Regions from separate parts of the Homo sapiens genome. Here region 1 is linked to region 2. The links are chromatin contacts, found by POLR2A ChIA-PET in ENCODE. All regions are on one chromosome and are shown on one strand. The core of a region is the stretch at or near the end of the contact, and the rest is flanking DNA. Distances in the headings are between cores, read along the strand shown.

What was found. ChIA-PET counts read pairs that join two places held with the same protein, here RNA polymerase II (POLR2A).
Region 1: POLR2A ChIA-PET joins it to region 2 with 10 read pairs in activated T-cell. The contact joins two enhancer-like sites. POLR2A ChIA-PET finds 5 or more read pairs at or near these places in 3 of 52 experiments (AG04449, activated T-cell and common myeloid progenitor, CD34-positive).

Annotation. Positions count from the first base shown.
Region 1 is chr20:46,058,601-46,064,977 of GRCh38, reverse strand. It overlaps SLC12A5 (solute carrier family 12 member 5), which reads right to left. Exons shown (of 26, transcript NM_020708.5): 26 at 4,828-6,377. NCOA5 (nuclear receptor coactivator 5) reads left to right here. Exons shown (of 8, transcript NM_020967.3): 7 at 1,298-1,618; 8 at 2,089-3,987. The coding sequence ends at 2,678. Among named protein-coding and RNA genes, the nearest start is that of NCOA5, 28 kb to the left of the region's middle. RefSeq lists an enhancer at 845-904. Within about 2 kb of position 4,682, at least 2 of the 41 ENCODE cell types and tissues checked have a DNase peak (open chromatin) inside an H3K27ac peak, as active enhancers do.
Region 2 is chr20:45,814,225-45,821,004 of GRCh38, reverse strand. UBE2C (ubiquitin conjugating enzyme E2 C) reads right to left here. Exons shown (of 6, transcript NM_007019.4): 3 at 6,535-6,621; 4 at 5,260-5,464; 5 at 5,092-5,151; 6 at 4,053-4,296. The coding sequence ends at 4,238. Among named protein-coding and RNA genes, the nearest start is that of UBE2C, 5.0 kb to the right of the region's middle. RefSeq lists enhancers at 1-445, 1,742-2,390. Within about 2 kb of position 3,300, at least 2 of the 41 ENCODE cell types and tissues checked have a DNase peak (open chromatin) inside an H3K27ac peak, as active enhancers do.

The sequences.
Region 1 (6,377 bases), core at 3,433-5,932, 240 kb before region 2:
TGCCTTACTCAGAAGAAGCAGGTTTTGGGCAAATGACTCTTATATCTCAGTTCATATATGGTAGGGCCCCTCTCTTAAGTACCATGGAAGAGTCTTGCATAGTCACTTACTTATCTGATAGTTTCTTAGTGGATCTCTGTTACACTATACTTAGCCACTAGGTATATACAGTGGTGTGCTGGCACACGTGTAACAACAAGTTCCAGTGTGGGGGGAGGGCGTTTATAGCATTTGCTGATCTCCATGGTGTAAATACTCCCACCATGTTTCAGTTCAAGCCACCAACCTGAAGTCACTGAAGGGAGAGTTGGAAAGAAATGTACACAGTTGGCTCTTGCCACTGAGATCTGGCTCCAGCACACCTCTGCCATGTACTCCACTGAATGTGACAAAATCCTTGCTTCTGCCAGCTTTCTAATGGAGGACAGAGAATATAACAGGCATTTAGGGTCCTTTTTGTAAGTGTGCTGGAGAAGTAACCAGAGGGGCTAAGAGGCCGTGACCCTGTAGAGGCCCAGGCCCAGTTCTCGAAGTCCTCCTCAGAAGTAGCTTTTAATGCATTGAGCCCAGAGGATTAAGAGTCCGCCAGCTGATACCCTGCTCCTCACTCTTACAGCACAGACTTAACCCTTTTCCCACTATACGCAGGATCTCTCTTTGCCTCACCCATTACCCTCATAACCATACAATTACATAAGGATCTCCAGTGGGTCATTTGTCTGAGGAATAGTCCTCAAGATGTGTGAGGACAAAAGTTCTAAGGAGTCCTCTCACTACCCAGTAAACCATGTTGCCCATGGGTGAGGAGAGGAGGTTATTTAGGGTCACAGTTTGATCTTAATCTATGACTTTTGAACTGATGAATTAAAAAATGGTAGGCCAGCTCTGTCCTGAGGAGCACAGTGGAGAGCCCTGCTTTCCAGAGGGGCCTGTTGGCCTCCTGCTGCTGGTCTAGAGGCTGTTGGGCCTGCCTCCCATGGCTGTTCCCCACGTGGTCTGTTTGAATCTGTGGGAGGATGTCATGTTTCTTTGGTTTTTACTACAAGTCTGTGATCTAGGAATTCCCCCAAAGAACCAGCTGTATATAAAGGTGCATCTCCTCACCAAAAGTGTTCGTTCACTTCCCTTCCTGGCCTTCATCTCTCCCCCCACACCACCCCACTCTCAATCTCAAGGCTTTTTGTCACCAAAATGATTTTCTTGCTGGTATGAGGTTAGGAAAGACTTGACAGAGTGCAGCAGGTGGGCACTTAAATATGTCATGGAAGAAAATAACTCATGTCATTTCCTCCTACAGAGCATCGCAACATGCCCCAAGCAGATGCCATGGTGCTGGTGGCCAGAAATTATGAGCGTTACAAGAATGAGTGCCGGGAGAAGGAACGTGAGGAGATTGCCAGACAGGCAGCCAAGATGGCCGATGAAGCCATCCTGCAGGAAAGAGAGAGAGGAGGCCCTGAGGAGGGAGTGCGTGGGGGCCACCCTCCAGCCATCCAGAGCCTCATCAACCTGCTGGCAGACAACAGGTACCTCACTGCTGAAGAGACTGACAAGATCATCAACTACCTGCGAGAGCGGAAGGAGCGGCTGATGAGGAGCAGCACCGACTCTCTGCCTGGTGAGCTACGTGGCAGGGCCGAGGTGAAGTTCTGACTCTGCATTTCTCTAATCCCCAGGCTCTGTTGGGAGGGTGTCAGGCCCAGGGCTCTTTGGAGTGGGTAAGGGAACTAAGTCCATCCCTTGGGTTCTCCCGTGGGCCACCCATGCTGATATAATGTTAATAATAACTTTATATTTGGGTACTGAATGCTGATCCCTATAGTTAATGTGGTGGATTGACTAGTATTGCTGGCTCCGTGGTAGCCAGGATGGATGCCCTTTTGTTTTTTAGCAGTTCTCTAGGGGAACTAGCCTATTGTTTTCTGTAAACAGCACATATCATGAAGCGGCCTCTTTGGGAAATTGATGTTATCGTCTGTGTACTGTATGATTGATGTGACTCAGTGATTGTTGTTCTTCCTTTGGCTGCTAGGCCTCCTGCCCTTGGGGGGTACTTTGAACCAGATACCTCCCTCTTCTGTCTTCCAGGCCCGATTTCCCGCCAACCACTCGGGGCGACCTCGGGTGCCTCGCTGAAGACACAGCCAAGCTCCCAACCGCTCCAGAGCGGCCAAGTGCTCCCCTCTGCTACACCCACTCCATCTGCACCCCCCACCTCCCAGCAAGAGCTTCAGGCCAAAATCCTCAGCCTCTTCAATAGTGGCACAGTGACGGCCAATAGCAGCTCTGCATCCCCCTCGGTTGCTGCCGGAAACACCCCAAACCAGAATTTTTCCACAGCAGCAAACAGCCAGCCTCAACAAAGATCACAGGCTTCTGGCAATCAGCCTCCAAGCATTTTGGGACAGGGAGGATCTGCTCAGAACATGGGCCCCAGACCTGGGGCTCCTTCCCAAGGGCTTTTTGGCCAGCCTTCCAGTCGCCTGGCACCTGCTAGCAACATGACTAGCCAGAGGCCTGTGTCTTCCACAGGTATCAACTTTGACAATCCAAGTGTACAGAAGGCTCTGGATACCCTGATCCAGAGTGGCCCTGCTCTCTCCCACCTGGTTAGCCAGACCACAGCACAGATGGGGCAGCCACAGGCCCCCATGGGATCTTACCAGAGGCATTACTGAAGCTAAATCTTTCAACTCTCCCCAGTCCCCTCATCCCCTGGCCTCCTCCCACTTACTTGTTCTAAATAGAGCTGTTTGGAGGATGTTCTCTGCGCTCCCAGGCCGGCATCGAGTGTCATCAATTTCTACCACCTGCTCTCTCTTCTGCCCAAGGCTGTGTTGCTTATTCCTTACAAAGTTTATACTGCATTTGGGGCTGTATCTTTTTTTGTTTTTTGTTTTGTAGAAAATAAATATCTCCGGGGGCAGTACAGGTGTCTGGGCTTGTATTTGATGGGGTTTCTCCGGTCCCTGTTTCTACTGGATTTGGAGCCAGGCCCAGCTAGCCAAGTTTGGAATGGCATTTGTCATGTCAGTAGCCACCACCTTTGTTCATTGTGAACCTACCAAGGCTTTCCAGCTTCATACACATTGACCAGAGCTCAAGCTCCTGCCTGCAACTCCTGCCTAGAGTTGAAGAAAAGCAAACTGGCCTTGGCAGGCACAGTGTCATCATACCCTCACCCCATATGTTTGGGGTCTGCTTGAGGATTCATAAATCAGCCACTCTGGATTGTTGAGGAATGGCCATGGCAGCCACAGAAAAAAGAATTTTTCTCTCTGAGCCAAGGTTGTTTTTTGTTTTTTTCTCTTTTCTTTTTTGTTTTCATTTCATTGGAAGATCTCCAATGGACTGAACAGCTCCAGTCAGCAGCAGTTACCACAAACTGTGAATCTGGGCCCCACCACTCTTCCCTGTTAACCAGTTCTGTCAGCATCCCCCTCTCCAGCAGCACTTCCATGAAGTTGGTTCTGAGACTCTGGCCGTGAACACCCGTTTCTTCAGTGATTTGTTTTGGGCTTTTGGCTCAAAACCCCAGGCTCTTGTTTTTGTCTAGACTCTTATTCTGTTTCCTGAGCAGCAGGAGGTAGGGACCACTTTGATGTCAGACTTCTGGTAGCTGGACATGTTCTCGAGATGGGTGGCTGTTCGCGACTTTTGTACCAGAGTGAAATTGTTAGAAGGAGGGTTTCTGGCTGTGGTTCTAAATGGAGCCCCAGGAAGCTGCCCTCTCCCCAGGGTTTGTGCTCAGTAGAGCCCTGTGGATCACAGTCTTGAGGTCCTCTAGCAGGGGTGAGGGAGAGCAGCGACTTCAGCTGAGTCCCTGCCAGTGGTTAAGCAAACAATGGTTTCAAAATTCAAGGTCCCCAAATGGCAGCATTTTATGTTCTGACCTGTTTGTGTTATATAGTGGTTTTTTTTTTCCTCTTTGGAACTCTTGTGTTGTTAATAAAATGAAATGATTACTTTTTAATTAAAATGAAAAAAGTAAAAGCTTTGTTCATCTTTTTTGGGTGTGAATATGCTCTTTGCAGGATGCTTTCCCCAAGTCAGAGGTGAGGGCTCCTGTCTCGAGGACTCTGGTCTGCCCCCTTTTGTCCTCAGCATATGATCCGGCCTCAAACCTCTTTGAACCCTGCCTTCTCTTCATAGGTAGCTCACTTAGAGGCTTTAATAACAGTTCAGAGCAAAGGCCTGTTGGCTAATTATAGTGCTGTGTTCAACATCCTGCTTCTGGTAGACATTCATTGTGTCAGCAGCCTTGTCCTCTTATTCTAGGAAAGGAAAACAGGATGTGAGGAGGCCATTTGTGGTTAATGGCCATTGGTAGGGGGGCACTTCCTGTTTTCATTTTGTCTCAGTTGCCACCCTCTGTTCTACCCATTGTGCAGGGAGTTGGCAGAATTCATAGAACCTGAAGGAGCCTTGAAGAGCATTTAATAACTTGGGGTGGGTGTGGTGAAGTGGGTGGCACAGGCCTCCAGTGAGTTAGGGACCAACGTGCCAAGAGCACTGAGCCTCACCAGTTAAGTGTTCACTGCCTCCTGGGGGTATCAGTGCAGCCTGACACCTACACTTAGAAAGTGCTCACTACCTCCTAGAAGATGCCAGTGCAGCCTGACACCTAGTAAGTGCCTGCCAGTCTCTTAGGAGATGATAGTGCTGCTCTCCAGGCCAGGGCCCTGGAGCTATCGGTGGATAAATTAGATCACCAGACCTGGGCCATTAGCCCATCTCTTCTGTCGGTGGTCAGTGTTTCTGATTTAAGAGTGTGGGGTCCTCCTGGAGGGCCCCCTGGAGTGTCCAAACAGCACATCTCAGGCCATGAAGGGTATAATAAAATTATTTTTATTGCATTTTGTGCAGACGGGAGTCTAAAAAAGTAACACAGTAAAAGCCATAAAGCATTAAATGGGAGCATTCAACAATAAAGGAAAGAACCAACCCTCTCCTTTTCATATTGGCACAAAGAACACAAGATCAATACTGAGGCAGGATGCGGCATACTGAACACTTACACTGAAAATTAAAGGCAGGCCTAATAATAATAGCAGTAATAGTAATAAATACTCTTGATTTGGTTTGCAACCTCTCCTATTTACAAGGGTTTTCAACTTCATTGCATTGCCCTGCACATAGATCATCTAAAACAAAAGCAACACTAGTTATCACTACAAGGCTATTGAAATATTGCACTCAGAATAAAAGTCACTTGAATGGACATGAAACATCTAACTACAGTGATTATAAAGATAACTTGATGAATGACTTGTGATAACATTCATAACAAATATTGCACATGTAGCACAGAAAACTTGGGTTTTTGTTGTGGGATGTCTGTTTCATCAACGGAAACTTTGCTCTTGCCAACCAGACAATCTGGGCCCAGATAGTGCAACTTTGGTTCCCTAATTGATGTTGATACAGCCCCCTTCTGCACAGCCCATCACATCAGCTCTGGAATATTCAGGCCCCCAGAAGGCAGGACCTGGCTGTGGTGTTCAGAGGGAGGTCTACTGAAGGATGCAGGGGGCTGGTGTCTAACACCTCCAGCTTCCTGATTGAGTACCTGAAAGAATCTATCCAGTCCCCTGATCGAATCTCAGAGGGGACTTGGTGTAACTGGCAGACCTCCAAACCTACCCCAGCCACACCTGACGCTGTCTGGGTGGCGCCAGCTCCAGCTCTGCCTTGGGCTCAAAGGAAAAGAGGTGGTGAGGTCCGGATTACTCAGTGGCGCCAGCTCTGGGAGGTGCGTGAGATGTCAAGCTAGGTGCGCAGGTCAGGGCCCTGGGGCTGGAGGTACTGTACCCAGTCCCAGATGGTGCTGGAACGAGCATGCAGTGCCTGACCCCCTTAGTAATGTGCCCTAGGGGAAGGGAACCCGGCCACCGCGCCTTCTCTAAGGACAGAGCACGCCTCAGACCAGGCTGGTGGAGCGGAAGGGCCAAGGATGAGCTGGGGAAGCCAAAGGCCCTGGGTCCTAGTTAGAGGAGAGCAGACAGGCGCTAAGGACAAAGCGCGTGCGACTCCAGCCCTCCCTCAGGCCCAGGTCCCCGGGAGACGGAGCTAGAGGCCGCTGCTAAGCAGCGAGGCCCGGCCCCAGAGCACGGAGAAGGCGGCTGGGTCCCTCAGGCGAGACAGGAGCTGCCAGATGGGGACGGGGGAGGAACATCACGGGCGGCTCTGGGGCCTCTCAGTGGGTCCGGCCCCTAAACCAGAATCGGCCCCCTCCTCCCTCACTTGTCCCAGGGAGGAAACTCCGGGGAGGGGGCGCCCTCCAGCTCCACAATTTCAGTCTTTGGCGAGGAGCCATGGGATACGGGGAGCAGGCGACAAGCCGACTGAGGAGAGACGCCTGCTCCCCAGCGAAGGCA
Region 2 (6,780 bases), core at 2,051-4,550:
TTCTACCTGGATGTCTTTTTTTTTTTTTTTTTGAAATATATACATATTTTAAAATAGAGATGGAGGCTGGGTGCTGTGGCTCATGCCTGTAATCCCAGCACTTTGGAAGCCGAGGCAGGCGGATCACTTGAGGCCAGGAGTTTGAGACCAGCCTGGCCAACATGGAAAAACCTCCTCTGTACTAAGAATGTAAAAATTAGCCAGACACATGCCTGTAATCTTAGCTACTTGGGAGGCTGAGGCAGGAGAATCGCTGGAACCCAAGAGGTGGAAGTTGCAGTGAGCCAAGATTGCGCCACTGCACTCCAGCTTGGGTGACAGAGTGAGACTCTGTCTTAAAAAATAACATAAGCCAGGCGTGGTGGCTCATGCCTGTAAACTTAGCACTTTGGGAGGCCAAAGCGGGTGGATCACCTGAGGTCGGGAGTTTGAGACCAGCCTGACCAACATGGAGAAACCCCGTCTCTACCAAAAATACAAAATTAGCCAGGTGTGGTGGCACATGTCTGTAATTCCAGCTACTTGGGAGGCTGAGGCAGGAGAATCGCTTGAATGCGGGAGCCAGAGGTTGCAGTGAGCAGAGATCGTAGCATTGCACTCTAGCCTGGGCAACAAGAGTGAAACTCCGTCTCAAAAAATAAATTTAAAAAAAAAAAATCTGATCACGTCACTGCCCTGCTCAAGGCTTCATTAGCTGGCTGTTGCCTCAAGATAAAGTCCAAGTTTTTTTTTTTTTTTTTTTTAAGGACTGAATCTCCCTATCACACAGGCTGAAGTGCAGTGGCACAATTATAGCTCACTGCAGCCTCGAACTCCTAGGTGCAAGTGATCCTCCCTTCTCAGCCCCTAGTTATTTTATTTTTTGTAGAGATGGAGTCTCACTTTGTTACCAAGGCTAGCCCAAGTACCTTAATATGGCCTTCCAGCCTATCATGACCTGACATCTATGCGACTTCCCCATCCTGTATTATTTTTTTTTTTTGAGACAGAGTTTTGTGCTTGTCAGCCAGGCTGGAGAGCAGTGGCGTGATCTCGGCTCACTGCAACCCCCGCCTCCCGAGTTCAAGCGATTCTCCTACCTCAGCCTCCTGAGTAGTTGAGACTACAGGTGCCTGCCACCATGCCCGGCTAATTTTTATATTTTTAGTAGAGATGGGGTTTCATCATGTTGGTCAGGGTGGTCTTGAATTCCTGAGCTCAGGTGATCTGCCCGCCTTAGCCTTGCAAAGTGCTGGGATTATAAGCGTGAGCCACCACGCCTAGCTCTGTATTCCTCTCCTTACATACTCCTGAACTTCTTGCTATCCAAGGAATGTGCATCTCCCTCAGGGCTCAATTTCCTTCTCCAAAAACCTTTCCCTGACCCTCCTATTCTATTGGGTGCTCCACCTGTGAACTTACATAGCAATATGTGAGTTCAGCACCAACATTTATTCAGTGCTTACTATGTGCCAGGCATTGTTCTAAGGTCCTTCCACTGTCTTATGAGGTAGGTACCAGTATTTTCATTTTACGGAGAGGTTAAATGTAACTGCCTACATGTTTACGGGCAACATGGAGGTGGAGCCAGGATCCTGAAACAGTTCTGCTTACCTGGTCTGAGCTTTTCTTTTTCTTTTTTTTTTTTTTTGAGATGGAGTCTTGCTCTTGTTGCCTAGACTGGAGTGCAATGGACGATCTCGGCTCACTGCAATCTCCGCCTCCCAGGTTCAAGCGATTCTTCTGCCGTAGCCTCCCGAGTAGCTGGGATTACAGGCACTCGCCACCATGCCTGGCCAATTTTTTGTATTTTTAGTAGAAACGGGGTTTCACTATGTTGGTCAGGCTGGTCTCAAACTCCTGACCTCAGGTGATCCACCCGCTTTGGCTTCCCAAAGTGCTGGGATTACAGGCATGAGCCACCGTGCCCAGACTGGTCTGAGCTTAATAACTGGGCTGTATGGCACTTATTCCGCAGTCCCCGCTGTTGATGGGCCTGTCTGTCCCCCAAATTCCAGCCTCTTTAAGGGCAGAGCTGTATTTTCCCTGTTTTGTCCCCAGCCCCAAGCAGAGGGCCTTTGTCTTGTAGGAATTCAATAAAATGGGAATCATAATAACCAGAAATTCAAATACTTCCTGACCAGGCTTCTTTCTGTTGCAAGTGCCAGAAATCTAAATCAAACGGACTTAAACCAAAAAGGGATTTGTTAGTTTATCGAACTGGGATGGCAAAGCATGAACTGGAGGCCAGAGTCTCAGTTAATGTCATCTCTCCGACTCCCAGCTGTTTGTCTCTACTTGGCTTTCTTCCGTCTGCAGCGGGCTCCCCCAGCAGCTGAGACTGACTCCCTTCTCTTTTAGCAACCCCATTAGTAAAATAACTTTACTCTCTCCCAGTGATTAATTCCAGACAACACCAGTTGAATCTGAACTACAGTTTAGACCTGTGACTGGCCCAAGGCAGGCCATGTGGCCATCTAAGGTACCAAACACCGTGACCAAGGACCACATGGCAGATGAAAACACATCCACCACAGTTAGTATTCGAAACATTTCTTTTAGAGATAAGGTCTTACTCTGCTGCCTAGGCTGGAGTGATAAGCTTACTATAACCTTGAATTTCTGGCCCCAAGTGATCCTCCCACCTTGGCCTCCCAAGATGTTGAGATTGCTGATGTGAACCACCAGGCCCGGCCAAGATTTATTTATTTTTCTTTTAAAATTTATTATTTGAGATGGGGGTCTCACTGTGTTGCCCAGACTGGTCTTGAATTCTTAAGTTCAAGCAATCAATCCTCCTGCCTCCGCCTCCCAGAGTGCTAGGATTACAGGGAGTGAGCCACCACACCCGGCCCTGGCCAGCATATATTGACTAATTTAGTGCCAGGTTCTGAGCTCTGGTTTTCTCCAGTATCCGCTAACCTAGTGATTTTCAACCGTGGGAGACCTTCAGAACCTGGAGGGCAGTTTGGGGTCAAGAATTTGCCTAACAAGTTCCGGGTGATGCTGCTGCTGCTGGAAGGACCACATTCTAAGAACATTGCTCTAAATTTTGTTCTTAAGCAGACCGCAGCAATGACATCACTTGGAAACTATTTAGAAACCAAAATAAATAAACAGACTGGATCTTAGGCTCCACTTCACACCTACAGAAAAGAATTTAACAAGATCCCAAGTGTATTTGTATGAATGTTAGATTAAGAAAAAACCCAAGAGGAGAGACCTAAGAGCACAATTATAGACATGAAGGGACCCAACTTCCAATCCCAAACCCCTCCCGCTTCAGGCTTGCACAACCAACCAGCTGCTAACAGACCTGAAGGAGTTGGGTGCAAGGTTGGAGCACATCTGGATGCTGCTTATCTACCTTGGAGATCTTCCTGAAGGGCTTTGTGGGGGCCCTATCACTTCAACCTACTCTTCCACCTGCCGACCCTTGTGGGGACCCAGCTGGTCAGCAGGGGTGTTTCCTCCTAGGGGCTCAAAGACTGGAGCCTTCATCAGGCCAGGGGAAAGAGGCAGCCCAAGGGGCTGGGGGCTCCCTGGGGGATATGCAGCAGGAGGCGACTGTGCCCCCTTGGAGGTGGAGCTCCACCGGGGACCTGGGCTAGAGCCTGGAGACCAGAGCTCAGACCTGAGTCCTGCCAGGGAAGGGGCTTTTTTCCTGGCTGTCTCCCCAGGCCCTGGACCTGCTTAGGGTGACCTAAGCATTCTTCTTCAGGACAGAACATGGGTGGCTGTGTGTTGGGATCCCCCCCCCAACACACACGCTTGTTCCTTCTACAGCTATAGGAGTAGGTTTCAGCCTAAGGTCTGGCTCAGCCTCATCTGCAACACAGCTGAGGGAGCTCCAACATTCACTAACATTGCTGGTACACATCACCGACTCCATAGACAGGAGGCATTATTGTGACACTCATTTTATAGATGAAGAAACAGATGCAGAGTCATAAAATAAGGTACAAGGGAATAAATCTTTGTCACCCCATTGCTTGGCCCCACATCCTTAAGTTCCACCTCTGCCTACCCTGAGTACCTCCAACCCTAGTGAAATTACAACGCAACAACTTGTCTAAAAAAGGACAAAAATGCATTTATTTAATATACAAGGGCTCAACCGAGGCTTAATTTAAAAGACAAAAACAAAACAAAAATACCACAGCTCAAGATAAAGAGTCCTATACAGAAATCACAAAAAGGACAGACCATCTAAGGAAAAATTAAAAAGACGACACAAGGACAGGCTGGGCAGCCTGGGTCAGGGCTCCTGGCTGGTGACCTGCTTTGAGTAGGTTTCTTGCAGGTACTTCTTAAAAGCTGGAAGAGAACAGGCAGGTCTCAGTGAGTGATGGAGACAGGATGAGTTAATCTTTACTATTTATTATTTTTGAGATGGAGTCTCACTCTGTTGACCAAGCTGGAGTGCAATAGCATGATGTCTGCTCACTGCAACCTCTGCTTCCTAGATTCAAGTGATTCTCTTGCCTCAGCCTCCTGAGTAGCTGGGACTACAGGTGCCTACCACCATACCCGGTTAATTTTTTTTGTATTTAGTAGAGACGGGGTTTCACCATGTTGGCCAGGCTGGTCTCAAACTCCTGACCTCATGTGATCCACCCACCTCGGCCTCCCCAAGTGCTAGGATTACAGGCATGAGCCACTGTGCCTGGCCCAGGATGAATTAAGGTGGGCAAGAGGCAGCTGGACCAGGGATGCAAAGGTCGGAGGAGGTGGAGGAGGGGCTGGTTTCCCAGCCCGGCATTCTCCCTGCACTGCCCATCTAGGCAGCTCTCCTGGAAGGGCTTGCTTCCAGTGAGACTGGAGGGCACAGGCAAGGCACTCTACTGAATTCCTGGCCTCAAGCTATCCTCCTGCCTTGGTCTCACCAATAATTTCCCAAAATTATTTATCGCCAAACATTTTTATTCTGCTATAAAACAATTGCTATTTTATAGCAAATAGGAGCACTGGGGCAGAAACAGAAGTGGGTTGCTGCCGACACTCCACCCTGCCCCAACCAACCCGGTCCCAAGTCACTGGGCTCCTTTTGTTTGAGGGAGCCTTTGAAGGTTGGGGGAGGGATCACCCTGGGCTCAAGGACTGAGGACTCACCTGTGGGGTTTTTCCAGAGCTCGGCAGCATGTGTGTTCAAGGGACTATCAATGTTGGGTTCTGTGGGTGGAGAGAAAGAGAAGGTCAAGGCGGTAGAAGAGGCTGACCCCAGGGAGTCCTGACAGGTTCCCAAGTTGCATGGAGGGGAGGGGTGGTCTCTAAAGTCACCTCCTAGAAGGCTCTGGATGGAGAGCAGAATGGTCCTGACATCATACAGGGCAGACCACTTTTCCTTCAGGATGTCCAGGCATATGTTACCCTGGGTGTCCACGTTGGGGTGATAGCAGGGCGTGAGGAACTTCACTGTGGGCGCATTGTAAGGGTAGCCACTGGGGAACTCTAGCGAGAGCTTATACCTCAGGTCTTCATATACCTGGCATTTGGAGAAACAGTTGCAGAGTAAGCTCCAGCAGCAGCCTCATGTCCCAACCCAAGCCCCACACAAGGGGCTTGCTAGAATCTTGAGTTTCTCTGGGACCGGACAGTAGACAAACTGTTGAGCTGGTTCTGATGCTCCCCACTGCCTTTTTAAAAAGTTTTTTTAGTTTAGTTTTTATTTTAGAGACAGGGTTTCACCATGTTGCCCAGGCCAGTCTCAAACTCCTGGGCTCATGTGATCTGCCTGCCTCAGCCTCCCAAAGTGCTGAGATTACAGGTGTGAGCCACTATGCCTAGCCTGATGCTTTCCTCTTATCTGGTGGAGACATCAGTGACTCTTTGGTCTAAGGATTGTAAATTGGCATCCTGTGCTTTAGTTCAATTAGAATATTAGTTGCTGGCCGGGCGTGGTGGCTCACGCCTGTAATCCCAGCACTTTGGGAGGCCGAGGCGGGTGGATCTTGAGGTCAGGAGATCGAGACCATCCTGGCTAACAAGGTGAAACCCCGTCTCTACTAAAAATACAAAAAATTAGCCGGGCGTGGTGGCGGGCGCCTGTAGTCCCAGCTACTCGGAGGCTGAGGCAGGAGAATGGCGTGAACCCGGGAAGCGGAGCTTGCAGTGAGCCGAGATTGCGCCACTGCAGTCCGCAGTCTGGCCTGGGCGACAGAGCGAGACTCCGTCTCAAAAAAAAAAAAAAAAGAATATTAGTTGCTAATACGTAAAAATTAGATTTGGCACAGATTTGGACTTCTGACTCATCTTAAACCTGATCTGCAGCAATGGGAAGCTGCCTTCTTGAGATCTGGCCCTATTGGCCAAAGTCCTCACTTCATCCATTTCCTTGCTGTCTGTCCCCCCATGTAAACATCTAAGATAGGCAGCCCTGCTTTAAACCCACCCTTTATTGCACAGAGGGAAAGAACAAGGCCACATGGCTCAGAGAATGTAAACAGTCACAGGAGGAGTGTCTTGCTCCGCCAAAGGCTTGAAGCAGAGCTCGCACTTGGATCTCACTTCCCACCTTTCCCCAGACTCACTCACCCATCCCAGCCCTACACTTACTGTTCCAGCTGCTCCATGGATGGTCCCTACCCATTTGAAAAGGTTGTCTGATTCAGGGAAGGCAGAAATCCCTTTATCGCCAGACATCTGGGGAGAAAACACATTTGTTGGAATGTGGAGTACACTTTTGGGCATAGCAAAGGTCAGTGGGTGAGCTTTCCCCTTAATTTTATATATATATATATATATATATATATATGCTCACATACACACACACACATATATATGTATACACACACACATATA